2 separate regions of the Homo sapiens genome follow, and region 2 is linked to region 1. The links are chromatin loops, found by intact Hi-C in ENCODE. Cell type or tissue: breast epithelium. All regions are shown on one strand. Region 1 overlaps DNAJC12 (DnaJ heat shock protein family (Hsp40) member C12). Region 2 has its middle 4.1 kb from the start of TRS-TGA1-1.

What was found. Hi-C counts contacts between places; a loop is a spot of excess contacts. Peaks named below come from ENCODE experiments on the same cell type or tissue, not always from the same donor. Only the 100,000 strongest peaks of a DNase experiment are listed, where the experiment ranks them.
Region 2: a loop joins it to region 1, with 21 times the contacts of the local background. A loop is called at or near these places in 2 of 110 quality-filtered maps.

Annotation. Positions count from the first base shown.
Region 1 is chr10:67,817,307-67,822,306 of GRCh38, forward strand. All of the region lies in intron 2 of DNAJC12 (DnaJ heat shock protein family (Hsp40) member C12), which reads right to left. Among named protein-coding and RNA genes, the nearest start is that of DNAJC12, 18 kb to the right of the region's middle. RefSeq lists an enhancer at 1,579-2,080. In breast epithelium, no CTCF peak of the experiment used is centred here; a DNase peak (open chromatin) is centred at 2,682; H3K27ac peaks cover 1,737 bases.
Region 2 is chr10:67,766,125-67,771,124 of GRCh38, forward strand. No RefSeq gene overlaps it. Among named protein-coding and RNA genes, the nearest start is that of TRS-TGA1-1, 4.1 kb to the left of the region's middle. RefSeq lists an enhancer at 4,779-4,968. In breast epithelium, no CTCF peak of the experiment used is centred here; no DNase peak of the experiment used is centred here.

The DNA.
Region 1 (5,000 bases):
CAAGATCAACTAGACTGTAAGTGGAATGGGAGCAATCCAGACAAACAAGCCTGTGTTTATATCCACTACTCCATCATGCTACCACATCAGTAATTTCAATGGCAACAGTTGAGACTATATTTAGTGGACGAAAAAGGTATAGATATAAGTTTAATTTATCCTACCCAAAGTTCCTCTACTGTCTAGCTTTTCACCTTAATTAGATACATTTCAAAATCTTTCCATTACATTCTGAATTTCTGTCAAGCTAAACTTCAGTATCCAAGTGAATTTTTAAAGATATTTTGAGGCTGGGTGCAGTAGCTCACTCCTGTAATCCCAGCACTTTGGGAGGCCGAGGCAGGTGGATCACTTGAGGTCAGGAGTTTGAGACCATCCTGGCCAACATGGTGAAACCCCGTTTCCACTAAAAATAAAAAAAATCAGCTGGGCGTGGTGGCACACACTTATAGCTCCGGCTACTCAAGAGGCTGAGGCAAGAGAGTCACTTAAACCCAGGAGACAGAAGTTGCAGTGAGCTGAGATTGTGCCACTGCACTCCAGTTCGGGCGATAGAGCAAGACTCCATCCCCCCAAAAAAATAAAAAATAAAAAAAGAGATTTTGAAATAGTCTGGCCAGGCACAGCAGCTTATCCCTGTAATCCCAGCACTTTGGGAGGCCAAGGAAGGCAGACTACTTGAGTCCAGGAGTTTGAGACCAGCCTGGGCAACATGGCAAAACCCCGTCTGTACTAAAAATACAAAAAAATTACTCAGGTGTGGTGGCGCACATGTGTGGTCCCAGCTACTTGGGAGGCTGAGGTGGGAGAACTGCTTGAGCCTGGGAGGTTGAGGCCAGCAGTGAACCAAGATCGCACCACTGCACTCCAGCCTGGGAGACAGAGCGAGATCCTGTCTCATATATATATTTGAAATATTTTCATCAGTAACCTTAATCATCCAAGTGTGTAAAGATCCACATAAACGTTCAGAAAGTTGTATTAATGAAAACTGAGTAAACGGATGCTTAAATAGATTAAAAAACAACCTCTACCCAAAGGTTGAATCATATATCAAATGCATGCCTGCCTAGAGAAGATATTGATGTCTGTGTACCTTTTCATTTTAAACAATATTTACACAGTCCACTGTTTCTCTGAACAAGACGCCTTGAGGCAGCCCATACATGAAAACCCCCATCACTATGGCAACTAGAAATGGCAATAATTACACAGTGATTCATCATGTATCCTGAATAAAAATTGTTTGTCAGGGACAGAGAAACAACTCACAGTCATGCTTCACTGAAAAGAACCCAGTTAAAGAATAACCTGGGGTGGTGGTGGTTTTTAAGTGTTTATCAAATTTTTATAATTTTTTTTTTTTTGAGACACAATTTCACTCTTGCTACCCAGGCTGGAGTGCAGTGGCGCGATCTCGGCTCACTGCAACATCTGCTCCCGGGTTCATGCGATTCTCCTGTCTCAGCCTCCCAAGTAGCTGGGATTACAGGCATGTGCCACCACGCCCGGCTAATTTTGTATTTTTAGTAAAGACAGAGTTTCACCATGTTGGTCAGGCTGGTCTCAAGTTCCTGACCTCAGGTGAACCACCCACCTTGGCCTCCCAAAGTGCTGGGATTACAGGCATTAGCCACCGAGCCCGATCTAAATTTTTATAATTTTATGCTAGGACACCTATCTTAATATTAACTCCAGTTCAGACAGGTAGTTAATATGAATCCTAAAGAAATGTTTGGGCCAGGGGTCGGGAGCGGTGGCTCACGCCTGTAATCCCAGGACTCTGGGAGACCGAGGCGGGCGGATCACGAGGTCAGGAGATTGAGACCACCCTAGCTAACAAGGTGAAACCCCGTCTCTAGTAAAAATACAAAAAATTAGCCGGGCGCGGTGGCAGGCGCCTGTAGTCCCAGCTACTCGGGAGGCTGAGGCAGGAGAATGGCGTAAACCCGGGAGGCGGAGCTTGCAGTGAACCAAGAGATAGCGCCACTGTACTCCAGACTGGGCGACAGAGCGAGAAGCCGTCTCAAAAAAGAAAAAGAAATGTTCGGGCTAGGCTCGGTGGCACATGCCTGTAATCCCAGCCCTTTGGGAGGCCGAGGCAGGCGAATCACCTGAGGTCGGGAGATCAAGACCAGCCTGGCAAACATGGTGAAACCCCTTTTGCACCAAAAATACAAAAATTAGCCAGGTGTGATGGCGCACGCCTGTAATCCCAGCTTCTCGGGAGGCTGAGGCACGAGAATTGTTTGAACCTGGGAAGCAGAGGTTGCAGTGAGCCGAGATCATGCCACGGCCCTCCAGCCTGGGCAACAAAGTGAGACTGTCACAAAAAAAGAAAGAAAGAAAGAAAGAGAAAGAAAGAAAGAAAGAAAGAAAGAAAGAAAGAAAGGAAGGAAGGAAGGAAGGAAGCAAGGAAGGAAGGAAGGAAGGAAGGAAGGAAGGAAGGAAGGAAGGAAGGAAGGAAGGAAGGGGAAGGAAGGAAGGAAGGAAGGAAGGAAGGAAGGAAGGAATGTTTATGCATTCACTTATTCAAGAAATTGTGCAGAATAGGTGTCCTCTTCAGTAAGTGCCATGCTAGGGGCATACGACTGTGAACAAGACAAGCAGGGCGTCTGCCTTACTGAGCTTCCAGAATGACTAATAAGCAAACATGCAATAAGGAGACAGTGTGACACACAGTCTACTGCCTGACGTACAGGGTGCTCTTGTTAGATGGGACACATGGGACTTCCCAACTGATGGTCAGCTGAGACCTGACACAGAAGCACAAACTGGCCAAGTAGTCAGGGATGTGTGTGAACCATGGAGTGTTTCAGGCAGAAAGCATCAAGCATAGAGGGCTGGAGTGTAGAAAGAGCAGAGCACATGAATGAACTAATGTAATTCTGAGTGGCTGAAACATGAAATTCTAGGCATGGTGAAGGAGAGCAAAAGGGGATGGAGAATTAAGGTACACAGCATGAAGGAATTTGTGCCTAAAGGCTCAACAATGACAAAGGATGAACTACTGCACAGTATAACACAGACATAATGCAAAGCGAAAGAAGCTACACACAAAAGAGTACATACTGTGTGATTCTATTTATATGAAATCCAAAACTGCAAAACTAGTCAATGGTGATAGAGATCAAAAAATGAGAGAGGGTGCTGACTTTGAACAGGAAGGGAAAAGGGATTTCTGGGGTGCTGAAGATGCTCCACATCTCTCTGGGCAGTGGTTGACCTGGATATACATATGCACAAATTTATCAAGCTCACACTTATTATTTGCTCATAGTACCTTAAACAAGTTAATAAAAAGGGAAAAAAAATCAAATGAGCAGAAGCAATAGTTAAATATCTAACAAAAGATGACCTCACATATAGAAAAAATGATCTGTTTTTGCAAATCAAAGGAATCAATGATTTCTAGAGAAAATTAATAAAGAACCTTAAGACAAGGGACAAGGAAAACATTTTCTTTTTTCCTTTTTTTTTTTTTTTTTTTTTTTGAGATGGAGTTTCACTCTTGTTGCCCAGGCTAGAGTGCAATGGCGCAAGCTCTGCTCACCGCAACCTCCGCCTCCTAGGTTCAAGCAATTCTCCTGCCTCAGCCTCCCAAGTAGCTGGGATTACACGCATGCGCCACTAGGCCCGGCTCACTTTGTATTTTTAGTAGAGACACAGTTTCTCCATGTTGGTCAGGCTGGTCTCGAACTCCCGACCTCAGGTGGTCCACCCACCTTGGCCTCCCAAAGTGCTGGAATTACAGGTGTGAGCCACTGCACCCAGCCAAGGAAAACATTTTCTAAATAAAGAAGAGTTTGGATTTGTGCAATATGGAATTATAGATAGGTCTTAGTATGATATTATCCTTATAGAAAAAGCACTTATACACACATGCTATACGCATATAGTAAACATAACTATCAAATTTAAGATATAAGGCCAGGCACAGTGACTAACACCTGTAATCCCAGCACTTTGGGAGGCCAAGGCGGGCAGATCACCTGAGGACGGGAGTTTGAGACCAGCCTGACCAACATGGAGAAACCCTGTCTCTACTAAAAATACAAAATTAACTGGGCATGGTGGCACATGCCTATAATCCCAGCTACTCGGGAGGCTGAGGCAGGAGAATCGCTTGAACCCAGGAGGCAGAGGTTGCAGTGAGCCAATATCGTGCCATTGCACTCCAGCCTGGGCAATAAGAGCAAAACTCTGTCTCAAAAAAAAACATTAAGATATAATATTATCTACCCTGAGGATAAAATCAGAGTAGGAAAACACAAGAGATTTCAATTGCACTGGTAAAGTTTTAAGCTGGGCGGAACATATGTGGGCATCTGTTAGAGTATTTTTTATTCCTTTTTGTACATATTATTTTTTTCCATAATTAAAAAGAAAAATCTGCAATGAGAAGCACTTAAAGAATGCTGTAGCAATCCAAGCATGAAATGATGGGGGCTTACCTACAGCAATGGCACCCAGCATGAAGCGAGGAGGACACAGTAGAGAGAGATGAGAAAGGTAAATCAACAGTGTTTGGCAATTTCCCAGATATGGACATGAGGGAGAGGAAGGAGACAAGGCTTCCATGACACCAACTGAATGGATGGTGGTGTCCTTCATAGAGATGGGAGAACACAGAAAAATAAGCGAGATTTCAGAGGAGGTGATAGGAAAATAATGAGTCTAATTTTTGACAGGGTGACTTTGAAATGTTTCCAAATGGAAATTTCCCAGAAGCAGTCAAAACCACAGTCTTAAGATGGGGAGTGAGAACTAGGTTAAGGATAGATTTGGGAGCCATCAAAAGAGCTGGTGATTTAAGCTACAGACCTGGACAAGGCTTCAGGAGAAAATGGGGAGTGGGCTCAGAAGAGAGCTTAGGAGGGAACCTTGGGGCAACAGAAGAGTCACAAAGGAGACTGAGAGAAAGCAGCCCAAAGAGGCTGGAGGAGAACCATGAGTGCATAGTATCCTGACAGCTAAAAGAAAAAAACTTTGTTTCAAGG
Region 2 (5,000 bases), 51 kb before region 1:
AGATTAATACCGTTCCTGTGTCCAAGAGAATGAAATAGTGTATAACTTACGTGTTTCCATTTAAAAATTTTAAAAAAATACTTGACACTATAGTAAAATGTCAATACTGGCCGGGCGCAGTGGCTCATGCCTGTAATCCCAGCACTTTGGGAGGCCAAGGCGGGTGGATCACCTGAGGTCAGGAGTTCGAGACCAGCCTGGCCCCATGGTGAAAACCCCATTTCTACTAAAAATATGAAAACTAGCTGGGCGTGGGGACAGGGACCAGCAATCCCAGCTACTCAGGAGGCTGAGGCAGAGGAATCGCTTGAACCGGGAGGCGGAGGTTGCGGTGAGCCGAGATCGTGCCACTGCACTCCAGCTTGGGCAACAAGAGTGAAACTCCATCCCAAAAAAAAAAAAAAAAAAAAAGTTAATCCAAGAAGAGATATCCAAAATCCAAAACTATAAATTAAAACATTCCATCAAAAAGGCAAATTAATGATCAATTTTATTTCTAAATGGTACTCTCCAAGCTGTAAAGGTAGCTTCGTGAAATCATATCTTACTGTTTCAAGAAATTTTTTCAAATAAATAATCACTTGTCACCATTTTTTAAAAAAGAAAGAAAGAACAAAGAAATCTGGGCATAGGAAATTCTCAGATGGAACAGGAAACAGGCCTCTTTCCATCTTTCTGCTCTGCCATTTTTAATATGCATATACAGCTTTTCATCTCATAGTCCCAATATGGTTGCTATACCTTCAGACCTTACACATGCATTCAGCCAAGAAGGGGAGAGACAAGAACCCTCTTTTATATCTCATTTACCCAAACTATGTATCATGGCTATCATTAGCTAGAAGGAATCTTGAGGAAGTTTAGCTGGGTATATTGCTCCCCAAATTGAAATTGGGAAGGAAGAAAATTAGATGGTACTAAGTGAAAATCAGTTACGTCTACCACAGTCCTATAACAGGAAAGTCAAAGCTTATAGACATTGGGCTTTCAAGACAAGTCCCCTGCCTTCCTTTCTGGCCTTCCCACCCTTCTCCTCCTTCTCCTTTGGAGTTATTGGAAGACCTCCCAGTGCTGCATGCTGGCTCATACCTTTGGGCCTTTTTAACTGTTCACATGCAACTACCTGGAATATCTTCACCCTTGTCCCCTCACTAGAGGAAGAGGGCTACCTAGCATTTGAAATCCCTTCTTATTTAGGGCACTTGCTTTCCTTTTGAACCTAGGTGTGAGGCTGTAATCCACTCCCAACCCCACTCCCAGCATAGAAGCTGAAAAAGTCACATACTTGCTGTCTCAGCCTCCCTTGCAGCTGAGGAGGCAGCATGTGACCTAGACTCGGCCAATCAGATGTGCCCATCTCCAACTTTCAATCAAGAGCTATTATTAATAATACAAAAAGCAGGTAGGATAGAAATCCACCCTTGCAGTGGGCAGAGGCAACAATGGCACTCACAGGGATTGCCAGGGCCAGAGCTGCAACTGGAGTTTACAGCTGTTCAGCAACGGAACAGTAGGGTCTGCACGAGACTAATTTTGTGGCGTCATTCTGCTGTGATCTTGGACTCTGCCTACCCTAACTTACTCCTGTTCTACTTTCCAAAAGTGATTTTGCAGCCTTCTTGGCAATTCTACAAACTATTCAGTATCCTTCCAGTAAGTTCCTATGAGTTTCTGCTTAAATCAGCCCCATTCAAAAAAAAATTTTTTTTGGCTTCCAAAAGTTATAGTATAACCCCCTCTCACCCCATCATTTTCTGCTAAGAAAACTCATATTCTTTCAAGTCTCACTTCTTAGGGAAAGCATTCCTGCAAAATCTCCCAGGCTGATTCAGAAGCCACCCCTTAGGCAGGATGCGGTGGCTCACACCTGTAATCCGAGCACTTTGGGAGGCGGAGGTGGGCGGATCAGCTGAGGTCAGGAGTTCAAGACAAGCCTGGCAAACATGGCAAAACCCTGTCTCTACTAAAAATACAAAAATTAGCTGAGCGTAGTGGTGCACACCTGTAGTCCCAGCTACTCGGGAGGCTGAGGTAGGAAAATCGCTTGAACCCAGGAGGTGGAGGTTGCAGTGAGCCCAGCATTGCACTGCAGCCTGGGGGACAGAGCAAGACTCCATCTCCAAATAAATAAATAAATAAATAAAGCCACCCTATTTTTTATATTTTTTTCTTTTTCTTTTTCTTTCTTTTTTTTTTTTTTTCTGAGACAGGGCCTTGCTCTGGTCACCCAGACTGGAGTGCAGTGGCAATCACAGCTCACTGCAGCCTCAGCCTCGGACTTAATTGGTCCTCCCACCTCATCCTCCTGAGTAGTTTGGACTGCAGGTGCACACCACCATGCCTAGCTAAATTTTTTTTATTATTTTTTTGTAGAGACAGGGTCTCACTATGTTGCCCAGGCTGGTCTCAAATTCCTGGCTCAAGGGATCCTCCCATCTCAGCCTCCCAAAGTGCTGGGATTACAGTCCTGAGCTACAGTGCTTAGCCTCCAGAAACCCCTTTAATTCTCCCATTTCCTATTATAGCAAGGCTCACATTGCACTATTTCTGCCTGTTTGTCTTTCTTACCACTAAATGGTAAACTCCCTGAGGATGTGTAAAGGGATCATATCTCTCATTTTTGTGCCCCTACATACCACAGAAAAGGGACTCAAATTTTTGATGAAGAAATGAATGAATATTCATTTCTTCATCAAAGAAGAAATGCTGAAGTATGGACGTCAGCACATGTCCAAACTTCACCCCTAGAATGCCCAAAAAAAGTGGGAGAGAAAGGAGGGGCTTAACATGCTGTTCTCCTTTTGAAGGTCACTAATCTTTGCCTTAGTATAATTTATTGTAATATTGAGTATCCCCCACCTAGAATAGTTTTAATATAAAAGAGGGCAGAGGACAACAGCCTATGTACCCTTCCTTCCCTTTCCATATTTTTCCTTACCTTTTCTTCCCATTCTTTGTCTTCTAGCACTGAAAGGGCAGACAGAACCAGGAGGCAAGTACATACAGACCTCTGCCTCCATGGGTCACCCCCACCTTTGTCTCCTTGAGAATGTTCACTTTCCAACTGGCCTCCATGCAACTCGAGGTTTAGCTCTCTCCATGATGAGCAAAGAAAAATCCATGGAAGGGGTGGGGGTGGATGTGGAAGAGGTTCTGCAGTGCACTCCTCTTCTCAGAGGAAACCATTTCAACTCCTCTTTCCACATTTCTCTTCTCCAGAGTTCTCTTATCCACTACCAACCCTCCTGTGCATCCCCTCGAGCCAGCTTTTTCTGACCCAACCTCACATGATGCACTGTCTTGAGGATTTTCTCTCAAGACCCCAGCTTTTTCATTCTTTTATGTTACACAGCAATTCAGCCTTGTCCCTGTGCCTCAACATGCCTGGCAATCAGACCCCTCTTCGAAGGCAGAGGAAGTTATAATATCAAGGTCCCCTTCTCCCAAATGTTTTTCTACCTACTTCCTTTAGTAGAAATTAGGTCCTGCAACTTTCTGATCAGTGTTCAAAGGTTTTAAACATAAATAGACTGAAGTGAATTTTTTGCAAATTGTAATCAGTTAATCTGTAGAAATGCTAAATTTACAATTATCCTTCCCTTCTAAATCCAGGTCCCAAATCCATTCCAGTTTGTGGCATTTCCAGCCATGGAGCAGGATACACCCACTTGGAATGATCCTGATATTTCCCTATTCCTTAACCCATTTCCTATTCAACCCAAGTGCCATTGAGTTTGCCCCTAAATATGCTGAGAATCAACTTTGTTCCATATTTACTACCACCACCCAGTCCAAATCAACACTACCTCTCATCTCAACTACTTCTCGGCCTCTTAATTATCTCCTCCAATCCACTCTTCCTCCCCTCCAATCTGTTCTCCATAAAATAAATTTTTCTTTTAAAATGCACATTTGGTCTTATAACCTTCCTCCTGAGAACTCTTCTGGGGATTTCCATGTGCTTTTACAATAAAGACTAGAATCACTAGCATGACCCCATAGCTCTCCATGATCCTGCATGGCATAATTACCGGGCCTCTCCCTGTCATTCTCTAGCCAAATGTACTTTCTTTTCTTTTAGTTCCTTGAAAAGACCAAACTCTTTCCCACCTTAGGAATTCTGTACATGTTCCAATGTCTCCCTCCCCATCAAACTGATCAGTCCTCCTTCTTATGTAATTTCATACCATTTTACTCTTTTTCTTCACAACACATCATGCTTTGTGATATTTTAGTGTGAAATATTTGCTTAATGTCTCTGTGTGTGTGTACACGTGTGTGTAAAACCACAAAATCCCCTTATCTGCTATTTAATGGGCCTTCAATAAGTAATATTGTTGAGTGAATTTTGTGATTGTGAGGATCAGAAAGCAAGAGGTCTCAGAACACCTGAAGGGGTGGGAAGCAGAGGGTAAACTGTTTTCCTGCAGCTTTGGGGATGAATCAAAACTGTGCCTGAAGAGATTTGTGCCCTGAGTGCATAGATCTGCAGGAATATTGCAGCTCAACCATTTGATATATTGCACCACTGTTTAGCATGATTTATGAAGCTGTTGTTCTGTTTTAACTCAACATGTTCATTGTAAAGGAGTTTCATCCTCAGAGGTTTCATTAATGGAGGCATTGTTGTGTAGTGAGGCAGTAGAAAAAGGAAGTGAGAGATAGGGCTGGCCTACAACCTGTGTAAAGCTTGCATTTCAAGTCCCCTCTGGAGGGAATGCCCATTTCTGGAGTCTTGTTTCCCAATATGCCCATGTCCCCAAAAACATCTGGTCTCAGGCTCTTTCTACATACTAGAGTGCAAACAACTAGTAATAATACCTAAGTCTTAGCTCCTGCAGGGGTGAGAGAGACAGAGGCTCTGACACTGGAATTTTCAGGTAAAACAGATATCCTGTTCTATCTGAAGCACTGATGAAGAAAACATAGAGCTTTCAGCTCTTGTTCCAATGACTAGTTTCTTTCCCAATCTGCATGAAGTTGGTCAGTCAAGCTCACCC